Linked DNA regions of Homo sapiens: region 2 is linked to region 1. A link is a loop called in an ENCODE intact Hi-C map of the cell type or tissue named here. Cell type or tissue: natural killer cell. All regions are shown on one strand. Links, peaks and the distances in the headings refer to the core of each region. The heading gives the core; the rest is flanking DNA. Region 1 has its middle 43 kb from the start of CCR3. Region 2 has its middle 7.1 kb from the start of CCR1.

The links. Peaks named below come from ENCODE experiments on the same cell type or tissue, not always from the same donor. Only the 100,000 strongest peaks of a DNase experiment are listed, where the experiment ranks them.
Region 2: it touches region 1 in a loop (2.0-fold over the local background); 2 of 110 quality-filtered maps call a loop at or near these places.

What each region holds. Positions count from the first base shown.
Region 1 is chr3:46,280,792-46,289,330 of GRCh38, reverse strand. No RefSeq gene overlaps it. Among named protein-coding and RNA genes, the nearest start is that of CCR3, 43 kb to the right of the region's middle. In natural killer cell, for the core only: no CTCF peak of the experiment used is centred there; DNase peaks (open chromatin) are centred at 2,200, 4,180 and 5,180; H3K27ac peaks cover 2,999 bases.
Region 2 is chr3:46,211,099-46,219,637 of GRCh38, reverse strand. It overlaps a transcript of CCR3 not described here. Among named protein-coding and RNA genes, the nearest start is that of CCR1, 7.1 kb to the right of the region's middle. In natural killer cell, for the core only: no CTCF peak of the experiment used is centred there; DNase peaks (open chromatin) are centred at 4,797 and 6,237; H3K27ac peaks cover 801 bases.

The DNA.
Region 1 (8,539 bases), core at 1,271-6,270:
ATATATAGTTAAAACAATCTAATTTTGGTTTAAGCATTGACCTTAGCCATTGGAAGGCCAAAAAGCCAGATGCCTATATCAATTTCATTTTTTAGATTCTTGAACTTCTATATGATCAATGGGCATGTGATTGTGTAGGACACTATCTTATCAATGTATGTAACACGAGCACAGGTTTTTGTTTGTTTGTTTGTTTATTTGTTTTTGAGACAAGATCTCACTCCTGTTGCCCAGGCTGGAGAGCAGTGGCATGATCATGGCTCACTGCAGCCTCAACTTCCCAGGCTCAGCTGATCCTCTCACCTCAGCCTCCCAAGTAGCTGGGACTACAGGCACATGCTGCCATGCCTGGCTAATTGGTTGTAATTTTAGAAGAGACGGGGTTTGCCATGTTGTCCAGGCTGGTCTCGAACTCCTGGACTCAAGCAATCCCCTGGCCTCGGCCTCCCAAAATGCTGGGATTATAGATGTGAGCCACCATGCCCTGCCTACAAGCACAGTTTTACTGCAAATAACGTAATGGTTAGTTCCAAATACAAGTAAGCATTTAGATGTGACTTACAGTGAAAAGTCTCCTTACATGCTTTATATGTTGATATTCTGTCAACCAATTGAAATGTAAATGTACATTGAAAATTACAAGAGTAAAATGCTGCGAAAACTAATGGCAATATAAGCTGTCAATTTTTGTGTACAAAAAATGAGATTTTCAAGTGATAAAATAAGTAGAAAAATAGATTGGCAGTTAAAACAAATATTAAGAGAAAGTGTGTGTTATTAGGTGCTACAGAGAGCACATTGTGCCAGGCAGGGACCAAGAGATGTTTATAAATATATAAATAACAATAACAAATAGAATAGAGAAAAATAATTGATTATAGAGATTAAATTACACCATAATTTTAATCTTTGTTGTTTGACAGCAATCTCAGCTCACTGCAAGCTCCGCCTCCCGGGTTGACGTCATTCTCCTGCCTCAGCCTCCCAAGTAGCTGGGACTACAGGCACCTGCCACCATGCCCGGCTAGTTGGTTTTTGTTGTTGTTGTTGTTGTTTTGTATTTTTAGTAGAGATGGGGTTTCACCATGTTAGCCAGGATGGTCTTGACCTCCTGACCTCGTAATCTGCCCGCCTCGGCCTCCCAAAGTTCTGGGATTACAGGCGTGGCGTGAGCCACTGTGTCCTGCCAAATTAAAATAACCTTTAACAATTGTGACTAATTTTTAGTTTATTTAATTCAACTTCAGCTAGGAATCTTTTCAGAAAATTTTCTATTTGAGAATTCTTCCTATCATATGCTGATGAGCCAAAAGCAGAATGTCAAGATTTCACCTCAAATTTTTCCAAAAAGACTCCAGAAGAACATATAGAAATATCCACAATAAACAATCTTTGATCCAGACGTGCAAAGAAACATAAGTTATGAAGAAAAAAAGGAAGTGTTCAGAAAAAGGAGAGCTTCAGAACATATTTTATCTCATGAATCAAACTTTGAAACATGCTACTTCATATGAATATTTTACAAAGACATAAGCCTTGCTTTCGAAACTATTGAAAATACAAAGGCTAAAATGTAAACAAAAACCTTGTCACAGTGATTGCTAGAGGTTGCCACCCATCCTCAGAAGTTGAAGGATTTTGTTATCCTAGCACTTTGGGAGGCTGAGGCAGGCCCATCTCTTGAGCCCAGGAGTTTGAGACCAGCCTGGAAAATATGGCAAAACCCCTTCTCTACAAAAAATACAAAGATTAGCTGGGTGTGGTGGCATGCACCTATAGTCCCAGCCAGTTGGGAGGCTGGGGTGGAAGGATCGCTTGAGTCCAGAAGGTCGAGGCTGCAGTGAGACATGATTACAGCACTGCACTCCAGCCTGGGTGACAAAGTGAGAAGACCCTGTCTCAACAAAATAAAAAAAGAAAAGAAGTTGAAGGATTTTGAGATTCATCCAGACTATGATTTCTAGCTAGAGATCCTAGAAAACATTTGCCTGCTGTGCATTCTGCTGTGCACAGAAGGATTACAGACAATAATACTAAGTGTGCTGATATGGTGTCTGATGCCCCTTATATTTAGACGTTCAAAGACAACCAGATAGATATAAAACCAAATGATGCAAGTGCCCTTTTACCTTTTTGCTTACAACCAGCAATTCTGCTGCATTATGCAGTGTTGTAGTTACTTTCTGAAAACACAACTGAAAGGTGTGAACAAAACATTGCACGCTCATGATTCCTAAATCACTCATAGCCTCACCGTGTGCTTCCTGTTGTCTCTGACAACTACAGAATATATATTTTTATATTTTTTAGTATATATATATACACACACATATATATTTTTTCTTGAGACAGAGTCTTGCTTTTTCACCCAGGCTGGAGTGCAGTGGCACAATCTCAGCTCACTGCAACCTCCGCCTCCCGGGTTCAAGCGATTCTCCTGCCTCAGCCTCCCAAGTAGCTGCGACTGCAGGTGCGCACCACCATGCCTGGCTAATTTTTGTATTTTTAGTACAGATGGGGTTTCACCATGTTGGCCAGGCTCATCTCGAACGCCTGACCTCAGATGATCCATCTGCCCCGGCCTCCCAAAGTGCTGGGATTACAGGCGTGAGCCACCACGCCCGACCTATATATATATTTTTTAAGTTCAACAGCATAGTGGAATAACGCTGAATTCTACCATGCTTTGGCTTTACTTGGTTGTGAAGAGGTGTCCGGGTCTTATACAAAAACAACACAGTGAATGAAGGAAGAAATATTTATTGAATGGAAAATCAGCAAAGGAAAAAATTGTATAATTGTCAATGACAATGGGAAGCACATAGTGAAGCTATGAGTGATTTAGAAATCATGAGCATGCAGTGTTTTGTTCACACATTTCAGTTGTGTTTTCAGAAAGTAACTACAACATAGCATCATGTAGCAGAATTGCTGGTTGTAAGCAAAAAGGTAAAAGGGCACTTGCAGCATTTGGTTTTTAGCCAAAGGTAAACTATATGAGATACACAAAATAGTGGACCTGGCTTGATGCACATTCATCCAAAATGTTCCAGTGGCATAGGAAGCATGATGCTTTGGAACAGCCATTTGATCAAAAGAAAGTGTAATCATAAACTTTACAGAAAACAGTACTGGCATCATAGAACTTGCTAACAACCAAGAGTTGCTTGTGGAAAAATAGCTCATTTACGGGAACCAGCTGAAGAAGTCATCTTGAGAGTGCAAATATTTCCGACCCGATACTGCCGTCAAGATCCTCCTCCTCCAGAGGTGTGTGTGCAGTGGAAGCCAAGATGCAGATGGAATCTGAGATTTTTTTTTAAAAAGTATCTAATGCCAATCACATTGCTCCATGGCACATTATTAGATTCAAGGCTTCAGAACAAACTCTTCTCAAGTACTTCTATGGAATCCCATGTGCATGGAAAAATACTAGAAATTTAAAAATAAAAGTCAAGACAATAATCATAAGCCTTTGTCTTAGTTTGGGTTCCCCAGAAGGTGGAGGCTGAGATTGAGACAGTAGAGGTGAGGGACAGGGGAGTAAAGCAGGAAAGGAGAGAGGGCCAGAATGAGGATGCACATGCACCCAACCAGGGGAGCTGCTTGCTAGGCCTCTCAGGACTGCCTGACGAGCTGTGAGATGCTTCTTAGGATTATGAACCTAGGGGAAAAAAGAGATCCCTTTCCCCATCAGATCCGGTCACCCGTTGGTCAAAGCTTTGCCCCACTAGGCATGAGGTCCCCTGCATTTGCAGCTTGCACATGTGTGGGTGCTGAGTGTCAGTGGAGGAGCCCTGAGATAGGGATGAGAGGCATGGCCCAGGCCCAGGCCAGGCACATCCGGCTACAGCTGTGCAAGGCTGGCTGGAGCCCACAGCACAAGAGCCCAAGAGGATTGGAAGTGTTGCCTAAGAGGTGTCCAAATAGAGAGCTTCTGAACATACTCAGAAGACTTCTTTAAGTAGTGCACAAACAATGAAATTGTATTATCATTCATGATGGTATCTTTAATTCCAGGAGTTGAAGAGGAGAGATGCTTTTACCTTAGCTGATTGCCCAGAGAGATAAAGAAAGGAAAGCTGAAAATCTTGGTGACATCATCATGAGCACTCCCTCATACTGGCACAGTAAACACCAAACCCTGCCCTCCTACCGACCTCACTTGGAGGCCTCTGACTTGTATCTTACACTTGCCGCATAGTGACCACAGGAACGTGGAATGCTGACAGTGCTGAGAAGTGGTGGTTTCCTCACCTAGATATCAAACTTTAAAAATCAGAGCAGTCAATTTTAACAATACAGTTGCAATTATAATTACATTTTAAAATACAATTTCAGATTGTTCTTAAATCCCAACAATTTTTTCTATGATGGTGACAGTTTTGGCCTTAGCGTGGCCAGGTACTGATTTTTAGCTAACATTGGACCATTCAACATTTCCCAAAATGTGTAGTTGGTTGGCCTCTAGTTTAGTATTGCTCTAATAATCTGATAATATTCTAGCATCTATAATGGGAAGTGTTTTCTCTGTGTTTGGTTACTAAGGAGTGAATGGCCAAGTTTGTGTTTATGTCTTTCAATTGTCAGTGTCTGGTACACAGTAAGGAATTGTGTTTATAGTTTAATCATACTCTTCTATTCTTATTTTATTATATTTTTGCTCTTACTTCTTCACCTAATAACATCAAGTTTTTAAAAGTTATCAAGTTACAGGCCAGTTGAGGTGGCTCATGCCTTGTAGTCCTGCACTTTGGGAGGCCAAAGCAGGTGGATTACATGAGTCCTAGAGTTTGAGACCAGCCTGGGCAACATGGCAAAACCCTGTCTCTATAAAAAAATACAAAAATTAGCCAGACATGGTGGTGTGCGCCTGTAGTCCCAGCTACTTGGGAGTCTGAAGCAGGAGAATTGCTTGAGCCTGGGAGGTTGAGGCTGCAGTGAGCCATGATCATGACACTGCACTCCAGCCTGAGTGACAGAGCGAGACCCCGTCCAAAAAGAAAAAGTTATCAAGATGTAATAGTGCATAGTTAAGAAATTAGAAATAGCATTTCCTGCCCCATCCCCTCCCCACCCCTGCCCACTCCTATGAGGCAACCACTTTCAACTCTGTTGGCTGTTTCTCTGGTGCTGCCCTAAGTGTTAAGTAACATGCTTATATTGATTGCTACTTCATAATGTATCAATTTTAGACAGAATTTATTGATTTCCTGTTCTTGTAGGTGAGGATTTAGCTTACACTTCCTTCCCCTCCCAACATCCTCTCAATATGGTTTTTTGACAGTTTCTGGTTAAATGACTAGTCAGTGTTCATGTTATTATGACCACATAAGTATTATTCACTGTTGAGCTAATGTTTTATATTCTTGGAGTTAATAGTAGTTTCTTTTGATTTTTTCCATCTGCTTACTTTGTAAAAATACTTATCACCAATTTCCAAAATGCTCAAATTTGATCTGTCATGGGCCCAACAATAATTTTTTAAAATATTCGAAACCTACAAATTTCATGTCCTTTCTCAATACCAGTCTGGACAGGCTTCTGTGGAGGTCCTGGAGATTCCTTTGCCACTGTCCTGTGTTGAACTCATTTCTAAGATCCTAGGATCTCCTCTTTCTTGGTTACCTCTTCATTTTGCTAAAGCATATATTTTGTCTCTTCTTGAGAATGGGTAAATGGAAGGTAAATTGCAAAATCCTTCTGTGTCTAAAAATATCTATATTCAAGCCTCAGTGGATCTCATACGTTGGCTCTGTAGAGATTTCTGGGCTGAACATAATATTTTCTCAAAACTGTGATGCTGTTGCCCCACAGTCTTGTATCAGCCAATGTTGTCATTGAGAATCTGATGTCAAGTCCATTTCTATTCCTTTCTGTTACCTGTTTTTCCCCCTCTTAAAAGCTCTCAATATATTTATCCCTGTTGTTCTGAAAGTTCATAATGATGTGCTCGGAAGAGGGTCTGTGTCCATTTATCCTGGTGGGTACTTGGTACCCCCTTCATCTCACAGACCTGTGTACTTCCATTCTGGGAGTTTTTCCTGAATCACAACAGCAACAACAACAACTACTATTACTGCTACTACTGCTATTACTGCTGCTGCTACTACTACTACTGGGTATTCTACTTTGCGATGACACCCGTTTTTGCTATTCTTGAACTCCTTGAGTCAAATTTTGGATACAAGCCTGGACAGGAGCATGGCAGCAGCCCCTTGGAGGGCGAAGAAATGCTACATCCCTTTCAGCAAAAAAATAAGTCCTGGGTTGTTACTGGACTCCAGGGGACTCTGAGAGTTTGACTATGAGACACCAGCTTACCATGACACTCAGGTTGTTTATTATGAACTGACTGCCACCTGACCTACTTTGCCACAGAGAGACCCAATAACACTGCATCATAAAGGGGAAGTGGGATTATATAGGATGTAATCCACACAGGTTCGAAAGGCAGCATGGGCAGGTTATTCATGCCTATCCCATCCCTAGTCCCAACAACTGCCATCCTCTCCCTTCACCTGGACCTGTGGCCTCCCAGGAAGTTGGCTGCGATGATCTGTCTGAGGATGAAAACACTCATGCCTGTCTTATGGATAGAGGACTCTGCACTTTGCTTGCACCAACCTGAGGTAGATTGTGTTAGATTCAGCCCCTCTCAGGGGTAGCCCTAAAGGACAAGTGGAGAAGACACCTCCCAGGTGGCAGAAATCAAGGTGTTTATCATAGTGTCCTCTTTGCTTCGAAGGAGAGATCACCAAGGGTCAGAATCTACACATATTTCTAGAAAGTGTTTATTATATATGGTTAGATGTAAGGGAAGACAGAAGGAATTAAATGGAAAATTGTTATCAAGATTTGGAGGAGTATGTCAATGGATTTATTTGAATGAGACCCAAACCTAAAAATGTTCATATCTCATGTGAATTCTCACCAAAATGCCCCCCAGGATGGAAGAAACTTGGAAAATAGCACATGCTGGGTCACCCTTCCTATGGCAGCCAGATGATTTCTCAGAGGCTCATGAACAGCGTAAACAGTGGCACAGGGAAGGAGACCAGGCATGGACTCCACACACTGAGGCTATCTGCTTTCACTGGACCTCACCTCTTGCCTGAAGTTGGAGACTCTGATATTTTCTCCGGCTTTATCTTTCACTCTCTGTCAGCCGTGTGTTTTATCAAGACATTGAAGGTTTTTGTTATTCCCGTTTCCCAGGTCCTCTCAGCACAATATTAACCATGTGGACCAAAGTGATGTCCTGTCAGGTGATGCAGTCACAAGGTCCCTGCAGATTACAGTGAGGCAAATCACCTGAAAGTAGCATCACTCCCAGGCAGGATGGCAGCGTGTACTCTGCTCCTGACAGCTGGAGACAAACTGCTTCTTTGGGTGCCTCTCTGTACCAAAAGGGAGAAAACTGTATTTTCCTGATCTGAAGTTAGCAAACTCCAGTGTGTAGGTGCCTGTGTTTGAAAACTAGTTTTACTGGAACACAGCTGTGCCCATGCACTGACATGTTGTCTGTGGCTGCTTTCTTGCTACAACTTCAGAGTTGAGTAGTTGTGACAGAGACCAGCTGGCTTGAAAGCCTAAAATACTTACTATCTGGCCCTTTAGGAAAAAGCTTGCCAGCCCCTACTCTAGACTGGCATCTACATGCCAAATACCATGACTGTAATGATTTGCCTCAGCAAGGGGACCAAACTTAGAAGACAACACACACAGTGAAAGTCACCATCTGATTTAGTCGTAACATTCCATGGCTATTCCCCAAGACCCATCAATTTATTTTATTTTATTATTTTTTAAATTTTTTTACTGGCAAAACTGGAGCATTAAAAGGAGGTATGACAGGAATCAACATATCTGTGTCTTTCTTATCTGTGATGAGACTAATCTGCTATTTTCTTCATAGGATAGAGCGTTGTTTTTGATTTTCTGCTTTGTATGGGCAGGGGGCCTTCAGTGGCTTCCACTTGGGCCTTCCTCTGTTGTAGCCATTATTTACTGTCTGAAAGCCTAATGGGAATCCCATTCTTTTTTTTTTTTTTTTTTTTTTTGAGATGGAGTCTTGCTCTGTTGCCCAGGCTGGAGTGCAGTGGCGCGACCTTGGCTCACTGCAACCTCTGCCTCCCAGGTTCAAGCGATTCTTCTGCCTCAGCCTCCCGGGTAGCTGGGACTACAGGCCGGCACCATCATGCCTGGATAATTTTTGTATTTTTTTTTTTTTTTTAGTAGTTATGGGGTTTCACCATATTGGCCAGGCTGGTCTCGAACTTCTGACCTCATGATCTGCCCGCCTCGGCCTCCCAAAATGCTGAGATTACAGGCGTGAGCCATTGCGCCCGGCCTACTAAGTATGTTCATTCTAACACTGCACTGGAGACTGGTGAAAATCACAAGGTGGGTTCTGGGCCAAATTCTGCCTACGATGATACAAAGTCACATCAAAACTCTATCACCTAGCACTTTGGGAGGCCAAGTGGGTTGTTTGCTTGAGTCCAGGAGTTTGAGACCAGCCTGGACAACATGGCAA
Region 2 (8,539 bases), core at 3,540-8,539, 72 kb after region 1:
GTGCCTATTTTTATACCAGTACCACGCTGTTTTGGTAACTATAGCCTTGTAGTATAGTTTGAAGTTGGGTAATATGAGGCCTCCAGATTTGTTCTTTTTGTTTAGTCTTGCTTTGGCTTTGTGGGCTCTTTTTTGGTTCCATATGAATTATAGGATTTTTTTTCTAGTTCTGTGAAGAATGATGATGACATTTTGATGAGAATTGCATTGAATTTATAGATTGCTTTAGGCAGTATGGTCATTTTCATAACATTGATTCTACCTGTCCGTGAGCATGGGATGTGTTTCTATTTGTTTGTGTCATCTATGATTTCGTTCAGCAGTGTTTGGTAGTTTTCCCTGTAGAGATCTTTCACCTCTTTGATTAGGTATATTCCTAAGTATTTTATAATATTATTTTTTGCAGCTGTTATAAAAGGGGTTGAGGTTTTGATTTGATTCTCAGCTTGGTTGCTGTTGGTGTATAGCAGTGCTACTGATTTTTGTACATTGATTTTGTATCCTGAAACTTTACTGAATTCCTTTATCAGATCTAGGAGCTTTTTGGATGAGTCTTTAGAGTTTTCTAGGTATGTGATCATATCATGGGCAAACAGCGACAGTTTGACTTCTTCATTACTAATTTGGATGGCCTTTGTTTCTTTCTCTTGTCTGACTGCTCTGGCTAGAACTTCCAGTAATATGCTGAATAGAAGTGTGAAAGTGGGCATCCTTGTCTTGTTCCAGTTCTCAGAGAAAATGCTTTCAACTTTCCCCTTTTCAGTATAATGTTAGCTGTGGGGTTGTCATAGACGGCTTTGATTACCTTATGGTATGTCCCTTCTATGCTGATTTTGCTAAGGGTTTTAATCATAAATGGAAACTGGATTTTGTCAAATACTTTTTCTGAATCTATTGAGATGATTATATGATTTTTGTTTTTACTTCTGTTTATGTGGTATATCACATTTATTGACTTACATATGTTAAATCAGCCCTGCCTCCCTGGTATGAAATCCACTTGATTATGGTGCATTACCTTTTTGATATCCTGTTGAATTCGGTTACCTAGTGTTTTGTTGAGGATTTTTGCATCCACATTCATGAGGGATATTGATCAGTAGTTTTCTTTTTTCATTACGTCATTTCCTGGTTTTGGTATGAAGCTAGGGTAATACTAGCTTCATAGAATGATTTAGGGAGGATTCCTTCTTTCTCTATCTTTTGGAATAGTGTCAGTAGGATTGGTGCCAATTCTTCTTTGAATGCCTGATAGAATTCAAGCTGTCAATCCATCTGGTCCTAGACTTTTTTTTTTTGTTGGCAATTTTTAAAATTACCATTTTAATCTTGCTGCTTGTTATTGGTCTGTTCAGAGTTTCTATTTCTTCCTGGTTTAATCTAGGAGGGTGGTACATTTCTAGGAATTTATCCATCTCCTCTAGGTTTTCTAGTTTGTGCACATAAGTTTGCTTATAGTAGCCTTGAATAATCTTTTGCATTTCTGTGGCATCATTTATAGTATCTCCCATTTCATTTCTAATTGAGCTTACTTGGAACTTCTCTCTTCTTTTCTTGGTTAATCTTGCTAATGGTCTATCGATTTTGCTTATCTTTTCAAAGAACCAACTTTTTGTTTCATTTAGCTTTTGTATTTTTTTTTTGTTTGTTTCAGTTTTATTTAGTTCTGCTCTGATCTTTGTATTTCTTTCCTTCTGCTTGGTTCAGGTTTGATTTGTTCTTGTTTCTCTGGTTCCTTGAGGTGTGGCCTTAGGTGTCTATTTGTGCTGTTTCAGACTTTTTGATGTAGGGGTTTAATGCTATGAACTTTCCTCTTAGCACCGCTTTTGCTGTATCCCAGAGGTTTTGATCAGTTGTGTTACTATTGTCATTCAGTTCAAAGAATTGCTAAATTTCCCTCTTGATTTTATAGTTAACCCAAGGATCATTTGGGAGCAGATTATTTAATTTCCATGTATTTGTGTAGTTTTGGCAGTTCCTTTTAACTTTTAATTTCCAATTTTATTCCACTGTGGTCTGACGGAGTACTTGATACAATTTTGATTTTCTTAAATTTATTGAAACTTATTTTGTGGCCTATCATATAGTCTATCTTGGAGAATGTTCCATGAGCTGATGAAAAGAATGTATATTCTGCAGTTTTTGGGTAGAATGTTCTGTAAATATCTGTAAGGTCCATTTGTTCTAGGGTACAGTTTAAGTCTAATGTTTCTTTGTTGACTTTCTATCTTGATGACCTGTTTAGTACTGTCAGAAGAGTACTGACTTCCCCTACGACTATTGTGTTGCCATCAATCTCATTTCTCAGGTCTAGTAGTAATTGTCTTATAAATTTGGGAGCTCCAGTGTTAGGTGCATATATATCTAGGATTGTGATATTTTCCTGTTGGACTAATACTTTTATCATTACATAATGTTTCTCTTTGTCTTTTTTAACTGTTGTTGGTTTTAAGTCTGTTTTGACTGATATAAGAATAGCTACTATTGCTTGCTTTTGGTTTCCATTTGCATGGAATGTCTTCCCTCCCCCTCACTTTACCTTAAGTTTATGTGAGTTTGGTGGATTTTTATCTATCTGTCATTCTATTTCTTTTAAGTGAAGCATTTAGGCCATTTACATTCAATGTTAGTATTGAGATGTGAGGTACTGTTCTATTCATCATGCTAGTTGTTGCCTGAATACCTTTTTTTTCATTGTGTTATTGTTTTATAGGTCCTGTGAGATTTTCACTTTAAGTAGGTTCTATTTTGGTATATTTTGAGGTTTTATTTCACAATTTAGGACTTCTTTTTAGCAGTTCTTGTAGTGCTGGCTTGGTAGTGGTGAATTCTCTCAGCATTTGTTTACCTGAAAAATACTTTATCTTCCTTTATTAATGAAGCTTAGTTGGATTGGATCCAACGCTCTAGGGTGATAATTATTTTAAGGAGGCAAAAGATAGGACCCCAACATCTTCTGACTTGCAGGGTTTCTGCTGAGAATTCTGCTGTTAATCTGATAGGTTTTCATTATAGATTACCTATAAAGGAGAAGCTGAGGTTTTCGCCTCACAGCTCTTAAGAGTCTTTCCTTCATCTTGACTTTAGGTAACTTGATGACTAGGTGCCTAGATGATGATCTTTTTGTGATGAATTTTCCAGGTGTTCTTTGAGCTTCTTGTATTTGGATTTCTAGATCACTAGCAAGACTGGAGAAATTTTCCTCAATTATTCCCTCAGATACGTTTTCAGATAAGTTTTAGATTCCCTTTCTTCCTCAGGCACACCAATTATTCTTCCAGAGACACAGGTGCCTTCAAGCTCACCCAATGTGTGCAGTGTGTACATAGTACAAGGTCCTTGCTCATTCACTTGGCACTCCAACCTGGGGGGCGTTTCGTGTCAACACATAAAGTTGCATAGCATTCCAGCGGGACTTAATCAGTCCCTTACATTGCAGTGAATGTGCCTGTAATCTGTATCTTCTGCCACATGTGTAAATATTTGTAAGATAAATTCATAAAAGTGGAATTGCTGGAATAAAAAATGCATACACTTCAAATTCCGATAGCTATTGCCAAACAGTCCTCCATGGAGTGGGACCCAATTTCCCCTCCCATCAGCAATAGGCAGGCATGACTTTTCCTCCACAGCTTCACCAACTCAGTGCTGGAACCAGATCTGAAGTCAGGTGTCTGACTCCCAGATTCTGGCTATTCCCATGAAGTGAAGCTGCAGGTTGGGTCTCAGAAGTAGCCATCTATAGGGGCAGCCTAGTGAGCCTGCTCCCTACAACCCATGACCAACCAAAAAATGTTTACTGAACATCTACAAGCTGAAATGTGCTGGGGTGTGCTGGGTTGCTCTGTGGCACCATTCATTCATCTCCAGCCCTCTTGGTCCTCTGGCAGACTCCAACTCATTTCTCTAGCCCCAGGGTAAACATCGATGCAAAGTGTTTCTGACTCCAGCTAACTTCCATTGTGTATCTCTTGAACCCTATACAGACTTCTATCCCACTAGAACGTGATCCTCTAGACCAGGGTGTCTCACACTGTCGTGTGCAAACAAATCCCTTGGGGATCTGATAAAAATGCAGACTCCCACCCAGTAAACCTGTGGTGGGGCCTGAGAGTCTGCATTTCTGGTAAGCTCTCAGGTTTTGCCATCACTTTGAACAGCAGGGTCCAGCACTGATTCTCAAACTCTAGCATAAATAAGAAGCACCTGGAGGACTTGTTAAAACACAGATTCCTGGGTCTAACCTTCAATGGGGCCTGAGAACCTTCATTTCCACCAAGCTCCCAGGTGACACAGATGCTGCTGGTTCACATACCTCACCTTGCATAACACTACTTCCAGGCCCTACCTAACTCAACTTTTAGGACTCTTAACTACTCCATGCTTGACAGAGAGAACACATGCTTAATAGCTGTGTGATGGATGAGGTGTAAGGGAACAAATACCAGCATGAGCACTCAGACTGGATGTAATAAGTGACAGGAACACACATGTGACTGTCTGGAGCTTAGGTTTGGAGTACAAGGATCATTATCAGCTCTTCATTCCTGCCTGACCCCCTGCCAGCCTCAAACCACAATGAGCCACTGCCCCATTCTTGCGAGCACTTAGATTACAGACCTACCAGGTTCTAGTTGGCAGCTCTTGGCACCAGCCTCTTCAGGTACAATGGCCATGCTCTCAGGCTCTCTGCCAGCAGGAACCACCCCAGAAACTTGTGTGTTTGGGGACAGGAAGGGACATTGGGAGGGGATAATGTGCTCTTGGTTCATTCACAGGCTCTCAAATCCTGCCCCCCAGTGTCTGCTTTCTGCTAAGCACTTCACTGTGCCAGAAGACCTGAGGGAAGGGGCTTCCCTACATCATCCACACTGCCCTGCAGCATCCATTACCCTCTGCTTGCCCAGGGAGGAAAGGTGGAGGCACTATCTACTGGTCTCCCCAGAGGATCTGGCTCACAAGTGGCTGTTTTATCACAGAACATCAGGGCTCCTTATTTCTATAAATTGGCAAAAAGAAAAGGCAGCCCTTTTCTCTGTTAGATGTCCTCATACCTCAGTGTGACCCCAGCAGCCACATCCCTGAGCAGAGGTGGTCTGAACATGTCAGAGCAGAAAGATGGGAGGAACCTGAGTCCCAGATGAAGCTGCTAAATTAAATAACTCGGATAGGAATAATGCAATAGAGCAGGAAAAACTGACAAGATGAGAGAAAATCAATAGAGCAATGTCCTTGAGTGAGTGAGAGAGGTTGGGATCCTGCACAAGCGGAAGGGATGGGTTTAGACAGGAACATGGAGAATCCAGCCATGTAACAGGTGGGAGGCAGAGAACTGTCCAGGAAAAAAGTGACCGGTAGCAGGGGAGGTGAGAGGTGGGGGCTTGTAGAAAGTTTCTTCTGATGGCTTTCATTTTCTCAGCGAAATAGGAAACAAGATCATCAGCTAAGAATGAGGATAACAGGTGGTGTTGGAGGTTTAAGGAAAAGGCAAAAGGTGTGAAATAATGTCTAAAAGAGGGGAATGCAGTTGATGGGCATTAAGGATGCTTTGGATACAGCTATCATCATTTAGAGCCACCCTAGTCACTGTGGTTGTGTGATTTTCTCTGGCCATATTTAACTTCACAGATGCAAGTGGGGGAGCTGGATCTAACTAGGACCAAAATTTTGCCAAGTGGGCATGACAGGATCAGAAAAGAGCAAAGGAATTGAGGGTGTGTTTAAGGGAGAGACTGTAATGATGGCTCATGGATTTTTAAGATGATGGGAAGTGAGGGCATGAGGAGGCTGAAGGTCAGTGGAAAATTAAAATATCAGTGGACTGGAGGTCCCACTGGGGTTAAAGAACTGTTGGAGTTGAGGTGCTAGAGGCAGTGAGTAGTAAATGTAGGAGGTGGTGGTCAGAGGCTGGATGCTGGCAGCAGGAAGTATGAAGAGCTACAGATATTAGTGATAGTAAGATTCAGGAGCTATGATCATGGGCATATGTGACCAAGGTATGGGGAAGACAAGACCATTAGAGGGATGAAGTTCAAGAAACTACTTGGCTATGGAACTAGAGGAAATTTGTGCATTGTGGTAGAAGATAATTTACGGACTCAAACTCCTCCAAGCCGAGTACACACAGCCTTTTACAATGTGACTTTGTAGCTCTTCCAAAAAAGGTAGTTTCTATTTCCTGACTCCTTGAATGTGGCTTGGCTTTGTGACTTACTTGCAAAAGCAGCATCATGTGACTTCTGAGGTTATGCCTTAAAATGCTTTACAGCTTCTATTTTGTACTCTCGTAACTGGCCTGAGACAGAGATGAGATGTCATGTCTATCTAGCTGATTGGAAGATGAGCAGCCACATAAAGGTGAATTGACAGTTGACAGCTGGCCCCAACCCTAGATGTGGGAGTGAGAGCACCTTGGACGATTCATCTAACTCACAGAATCACGAGAAAAAATGTCACTGTGATTTCAAGCCCCTGAGTTCTGAGGTTGTATTTTAGGCTGTAAAGACGAATAGAAACATGTGAATAGTGAAATCATTAAGAATTATTACAAGAGACTGTTAAAGAGTAATTTCAAACCAGAGCTAATATCTAGATTTGTGAGAAAACAATGATTTCTTTTCTTTTTCTTTTTTGAGCTATTTTGAGTCCATTGCTTTGTTATTTGCTGTCAAAAGTACCCAATGTATACAATGAGGTTTCAACACAGGTCTCCCCCTACCCCCCTAAGAAGTTTAAAAACCTCAGAGGTGCTACGTCAGTCTTTCATTGATGACTTCCTGTCATGGAGGATGGGAAGGCTTCAGGGAGGAGGCAGCCTCTTGGATGATCCATGGTGAGGGATCTCACACTGATGTGCCCAATGCCCTCTTTCACTTTGGGACACGATGAAGCACAGTGGGATAGATGAGCAGGACAGAGAGTAGGGAGAGAGGGGGCAAAGAAGTCTTGGCCCCTTTCTCCTTGGTTTGTCAAGTTGGAGTTTGTAGAATGGGAGGTGAGAGAGCACCTTGGAGAGGCCAGAGGCCAGGCAGGCAAAAAGAGGCAGAGATGCAGGAGGAAAAATGACCACCTGGATAGAAGAAGTATGCAGTGAGGAGGGGAGGTGGAAAGAGAGGCTGGGGAAAGAAATTAGACAAGACAAGAGGAGTGTGGTAGGGGGGCCAAGAGGGGGGAAATGAGGTGATGTCGAGGGACCTGGGGTGCTACTGCCTAAGACCCTCTTACATCTCCCAAAACCACTTTTGCCCATCTGTGAGACAGTAACCAATCTGACTTTGGTGTTCTGGAAATAGCCTGGGATCAGAAGCAACCTCTTTCGTCATGCAGACAGTGTGCCCCAAGATTAGGCAACAGGGACATCTCACATCTCTGTGATCACGGCACCACCAAATTAACCTATTCATGTAGCCACCGAACCTAAAAGGTTTGCATCAGTGACCACCAGGGTCCATGCAGTTGAGGTGCCTGGGCCCTGCCCCGTCTTGGTTAAATCAGAACATAAGGTTTCTGGAATGTTGAGGTTGTATCACGAAAGGAGAACCAGAAACAGGGCCAAGTCAAAATTGGATGCCATGGATGATGTGTGCAGGTCATGAAAGGCAAATAAATAGGTGAGAAGGAAGAGGAGGAACGAGCAGGCCAAGTCATGGGGCTGACACAGGAGGGGGTATCAAATTAAGGAATCAGAGACCTAGACAAACTCAAGGTTAGAATCTTCAGGTGTGCACCTTATTGATATTTCTCTGTTTCCACCACATCGAGAGGCTATAGTCACTGCCTACATGCTTATTCCCAGGTGCTTGCTGGTGGAGAAGAATCTTCTGGGTATGAGGTTCAGTGACAAAAGCAATGGAAGACAACGTGTATTGTATTCACTCACCAGTGTAAAAAAAAGTGTGTGTGTGCGTGTGTTCTATGTTCAAAGTGACATGAGAATCTGATACTGTTGTTCCTTTTGGGAAGAGAAATGGGGAAAATAAGGCGCCAGGGGTAGGCAAACTTAGCTCTTCACCTTATATTTTGTGTACTTACAAATATAAACAAATTACATCTCAGAGAATTCCTGTAGACCAGTGGTTCTCGAAACTTATTAGAAATGCAAATCTAGGTCAGGCATGGTGGGATCACAGGTCACACCTGTAATCCCAGCACTTTGGGAGGCTGGGGCAAGAGGGTCACTAGAGCCCATGAGTTTGAGACCAACCTAGGCAACATGATAACACACCCATTTCTACAAAAAATATATATATATATATATACATATTTTTTCAAATTAGCCAGGTGTGGTGCCATGCACCTGTGGTTCCAGCTACTTAGGAGACTGAAGTGGGAGGATCACTTGAGCCCAGAAGGTTGAGGCTGCAGTGAGCCATGATCATGCTACTGCACCCCAGCCTGGGCGACAGAGCAAGACCTTGTCTAAAAAAAAAAAAAAAAAAAAGTAAATTCTCAGGCCCCATTCCAGACCTACTGAACTTAATCTCTGGAGATAAGTCCAGAAATCTGTTTTAACAAGCCCTCTGTAGATTCTGATGGATAT